2 separate regions of the Mus musculus genome follow, and region 1 is linked to region 2. A link is a loop called in an ENCODE intact Hi-C map of the cell type or tissue named here. Cell type or tissue: left cerebral cortex. All regions are shown on one strand.

Region 1 (2,500 bases), 54 kb before region 2:
CATGGGCTCACCAGGTATCCTGCCGCCATTAGATTTCATAACCATTACGTATAACGCCTTTCTCTTTTCTCCTTTTGTACTTTGTGACATTTGGATGCAGATGGGAAGCTCTTCCTGGTCACAAGCTCCTTGACACCTCTCAATCCGACCCAAGTTCTCAGGACAAAGGTTAATAGAAGCATCTTAGCTCCCCACACAGCGGGTGCTTCTCCATCCTGGGATGGCAGATGGTGCATTTCTGCAGAGCAATGCGCTTCCTCAAAAGCCTCAAAACCCCACCGTGGTTCCCTCCTGCTCCTGTCGTATAGGGAAAACCTCTCTTCCATCGATAGAGACTTCCTTGTCTTGTTTGTGAGTGTACGGCTGGGAAAAATCATATTCCTCCCACAACATGTGCAAAGTTACATACCTGCTTGCCCTCGAAATTGAAAAGAACACTTTACAGGTGAGTCCCACTAACCTAGCAACCACTGACAGGAAAAGCTTAAAGTCACTGTTAGTAACCTGAAATGAGCAAAATGATAAGGAGAAAAAAATTTGAGCTTCAAGAAAAACTGCTATCAAAGGAAGATCCAAACTGAAAATTTCATGCTGGTTCTTTTACAATGACTTAAATGGGCTAAAACCTCACACATACTCTTACTTCGTTAAAAAAGCAAACAAACTTCTTAAATGTTTTTATACTGTGTACTTTTTACTTTACAACACGTTCTCTCACAAAAGGTTGGGATGCAAAGCCTTAGCCCTCACAGCAGGCCCACCAACTTAACCAGTTCTCTTCAGACACTACTCACAACACACACTGGTGCACCCAGCACCCCATGGACGCTCCAGAGGCAAAAAGAGAAGCTCAGGAACTTGAGGTCACTCTAGGCTACACAGGCAAGAGTCTTATCTCAGAACAACACAACCTAAAAACCACAACGGTACCCTTGTGTACATACATTTATTTTTACAAAACAATAAGCCGTGGAACATCTAAGATGAAAGAAAAAAGAAAAAAAAAAAAGACAGGCTGGAGACAGAAAAAGAACAATGTGGCAAACAATTAGGTGGGGAAAACCACTGCAAAGCGTAAGGTTATCTTTTGAGAAAGATGTTGAGGGGGTAACCTCTGGAAACCATCAAAGCCACTGCCAAAACAGACATGTAGAACCACACGTAGATGGAAACGTGTAAAATTAAGACAAAGAAAGATGCTTGCTAACGCAAAAGAAAAAGCAAATAAAACCGATCACTTGACACACACTTTACCTGGCTGTCTTATTTTAAATACCCGGAGCTACAACTTTATTTTATTGTTTACGAATAATAGTTACTTTCTAAGTGTTGGGTCCGAGAGGGACAAAGCTGCAGAACCATAGCAGAGAGAAGGGAACTCTGAGACTTATTTCTGTACCTCTGGGTGCGCTCTACCTATCAGGCAGCGGGCGCGGACACACCCACAACCGCGGTCACCCGTGTCGCCCGATCTAAGGAGTGGGAGATGGTGACGGGGAGTGGTGCTCAATCACTGGAAACAAATAACCCGTTACTGAAACGCCTGGGCCCCGGAACTGAGCTCACCGCGTGGACAAAAAGGTCCACGACCCCTTTCGCCCCGGGTCCCCAGGCCACGAGCACGCGCCAGACACGAGCAGGCGCCAGACACTTGGCGGGTCGCGTGGCCCCAGGATGGGCTCGCAGGCAGCGGTCGCGAGGCCTGGAACGCCCCGCGCGCGCCAAACTCCGCCGCAGCGGAAGACCGGAGCTCTGGGGCCGCCAGCTTCGAGGTCGCGGCGGGTCCCCTTCCCCGTCCCCTCGCAGGATACCGCCGAGGCCGACGCGGGGACCGTGGGGCCCTCTACGACGCCTCCATCCGGGGGCTCGGCGCCGGGAAGCGCAGGCCCGGTCAGACGAGAACGACGCGCACTCACCGTCCATGGTCTCCCTCACCGCGTTCAGGTTGGCCGAGGCCGCCGCGCCCGGGCCGCTACCGCTCGCCATGGAGAGGAGAGGCCCCCGCCCCGGTGGGAGAAGGCCTGACCCGGAACTGGAGCGCCCGCCGCCGCTCGGCCCCGCCCACACACCGCGCGGCGGCGCTCGCACCGCCCAGGCCACGCCCCCGCCGCCCGGGCCACGCCCCCTCGCGCCGAGCGCCGAGCGCCGACGCCGGACCGCGTTGATTTGAATTTGGAGCCTCGTTCCCTTGCGCGGAACGTAGAGCGAGGAGTTAGCGTTCGAATTCACCCGGCCGCCTCGACGCCATTGGCTGGTTCGCGGACGGCGGTGGGACGCGATTGGCCGGTGACCTCTCCCCGCCCCGCGCCCTGGTTGGCCGGAGAGCACGGAGGGAGTTAAAGAGTCGGCGCCTGGCGTGGGCATCTGCAGGGTGATGCTAGAACTTCCACGTTGCCCACGAGTGTAGGTACGTTCTCCGTGGCCCCAGGCCTGGACTCCTGCTTCGAGGTGGACCGCTCTGGTTTCCTGGCCCCAGACGTACCTGTGAGCTCGCCTAGGT
Region 2 (2,500 bases):
GGTTTAGGGTGTGACCTCACTAACACTGCGACCTTAGATGAGCCTATGTAGGTAGCACTGTCTTCCACACAACCAGGTAACCACCAAGCAGCACAGGAAGCTACAGCCTGTGTTTGATAAATTCCTTTCCAAGAAGTCTGTTAAATTTAGGTAGCCCTGTGGTTTTGTGATACTTACTTATGGTGCTCATTAGTGAAGGTATAGAAATGCTTTTCCTGGTTATTGGTCACATCCCTGATTCGCTTGTAGATGGGGGCGCTCCGGTTTCTCACTTCTTGCATCACTGTTTGTAGCACAATGACATTTCTGATGGCCGGGTGTTCGAGGACATCAATCTTAAAAAACCAAAGCCAAATGTTAACTCCCCCGTTTTCAGTTCTACCTTGAACTCTCTGCCCAGCCTGAATTCTTGTGACAGTTTAAAACACTGACTCTCCGTTAGGCCAAAGTGGTACTTGGCTGCAGAAAAAACTTGACAAAGTCACTAAGGGGGGACCCTGTAGGCCTGAGACGATGACAAGCACCCATAATCGGACCACAGAGTTTGCAATACCAGAGCTATTAATAAGTAAATTATGCTGGCCCACACAATTTTTTGTTCGTAGGCACTTACAAGCTGCCTGGGGGTCGCAATCTGGAGGCCACAGAAGCCCAGGTCCCCGGCTTCCAGGCACTTATAATCTAAAGTAGAAGAGACACCAGGGGTTAGAAAATGTAACGTGTCTAAAAATAAGACTCCAAGAACCGAAAAAAAATATATATATATAAATAAATAAAGTGACATCAGGGAACGGTACCTCAGCCTGGATGGCAGGATGCGAGCGAGGGTAGCCACGGTACTTGCCTCTCTCCATCCAACATCCCAAGACCCGCCTCCCCGGTCCCCAGCGTCCCTGTCTGCCACGCCCCCTCGTCACCACGCGGCCCCGCGTCCACGCACCTGGTGCAGCAGCACATTGGTGTCCGGCAGAAGGTAGTGCGGCCACGGGCAGAGGCTGCTCGCCTGGTCCCGGGGCTGCAGCTCCAGGGCCGGGCCCGCGTGCGCCCCGCCGCAGGCCGAGCAAGCCGGCGCGCCGCAGCCGATGTCATCCCGCAGGTAGTGCTCGCGCACGATCTTCACCACGCCGCCCGCGCGGGTCTTCTTCAAGAACGTCTTGGACCTGAGCATCTCGCCTCGCGGCGTGGGATCCCGGCCGTCAGCTAAGAAACCGAGGCGCGGCCACGCGCATTCCCGCTTTTGCCCGCTGGCTGGTGAGGTCACTCTCGCGAGAAAACACGAAGGCGCGTTCGTTCCCCGACGGTCGCGGTGATTGGGCGAGTGTTGGTTGTTTCCTCCCGCCGGTGGGCGGGGCTTTCCTCTGGACTACAGCTCCCAGCCTGCACCGCTTCCGACTGGCTTCCGGGAAGGAGTGAGCTTGGGTACCTGCGCACCCCAGGTTCTTCCGACTTCTTCTGGGGCACGGCGTGTGGTTGTCTTGGTGACCGATCCTAACGGTCCGGTAGCCCCGAGATACCTGTTGAGGGGTGGCAGCCTGAGCTGCTGACTGAAGACGCCATTGGTTCTTCCAAGAGTCCGGGTGAAGCTGGTGTTATCCTTATATGCGGAGTTACTGACCATTGAGAGGTAGCTTCCAGGAATCCTTTTCCCTTTCTTTCTCACGCGGCGCAGAGATGCTAAAATGTAGGAAGTTTAGAATGTACGGATTTCTTAATCAAAGAGGGAGAAGCCGGTCCCTGGTCCTTGGTAACTCACGCAAGGATTTGTTTTCTTATTTTACTTTTTTTCCCCCCCAATCCTTTCCCTTTAAAAAGGAAAGAGGCGGATTGTACTGAAGCTCTTCCTGTTCCCCCCCACCACACAGACCTCCTTCTTTAGCGTTCCTCTTAGAGAAACTGAAATAGCTAGTTCTATAACTATTTTACTAAATCGTGTCGTATTTAAACAAGGGAGTTACAAAAAGCCTTGTGAAGGCTAAAATGTGCTATTCAGAATATTCGAGTTTGTACCCTTCTAACCTCTTTAGGTTTTTCAAGTTATTTAAAAATGCTTTTGTCGCACTCTGAGCCTGTTTTCAAATTTTTCGGTGATGCCTTAACTGTAAAACTAAACCTGGCATGTAAGTCTTGCTTTATAAACCCTCCACCGACATACCAACATTTTTCTCTCTGTGTCCAGATTTCAATACTACTTCTGTGAGGACCTTCAGTGACAAAAATCAACCTCTCCTTGAGTTTGAAACTTAGTATTATAGGGCTATCCTTTCTATTTTACATGACTTTATTTATCTGTTACCTTCAAGTAAGATTCTTGCCCCGAGACACACACACACACACAGGACAATGGGTGAGTTCATGATAGGATTTAGTGAGTCTGTTTGATTTGAACACTAATCTGGCTTACATTTGGGACCTTCCAATACCTAATGATCTAGGCGATCCTTGGTGTCTCTTTAATGCTCTGTATGCCCTGTAGTAGGTTTTTTTTTTTTTGTATATTTAA

Evidence for each region. Peaks named below come from ENCODE experiments on the same cell type or tissue, not always from the same donor. Only the 100,000 strongest peaks of a DNase experiment are listed, where the experiment ranks them.
Region 1: a loop joins it to region 2, with 2.9 times the contacts of the local background. A loop is called at or near these places in 16 of 42 quality-filtered maps.

The regions. Positions count from the first base shown.
Region 1 is chr14:99,044,078-99,046,577 of GRCm38, forward strand. It overlaps Mzt1 (mitotic spindle organizing protein 1), which reads right to left and starts at 2,059. Exons shown (of 3, transcript NM_175245.4): 1 at 1,917-2,059. The coding sequence starts at 1,986. Bora (bora, aurora kinase A activator) reads left to right here and starts at 2,300. Exons shown (of 12, transcript NM_175265.5): 1 at 2,300-2,500. In left cerebral cortex, no CTCF peak of the experiment used is centred here; DNase peaks (open chromatin) are centred at 1,513 and 2,218; H3K4me3 peaks cover 1,847 bases; H3K27ac peaks cover 455 bases.
Region 2 is chr14:99,098,506-99,101,005 of GRCm38, forward strand. It overlaps Dis3 (DIS3 homolog, exosome endoribonuclease and 3'-5' exoribonuclease), which reads right to left and starts at 1,265. Exons shown (of 21, transcript NM_028315.2): 1 at 941-1,265; 2 at 178-335. The coding sequence starts at 1,168. Pibf1 (progesterone immunomodulatory binding factor 1) reads left to right here and starts at 919. Exons shown (of 18, transcript NM_029320.3): 1 at 919-1,624. In left cerebral cortex, a CTCF peak has its summit at 1,218; DNase peaks (open chromatin) are centred at 947, 1,333 and 1,810; H3K4me3 peaks cover 1,879 bases; H3K27ac peaks cover 654 bases.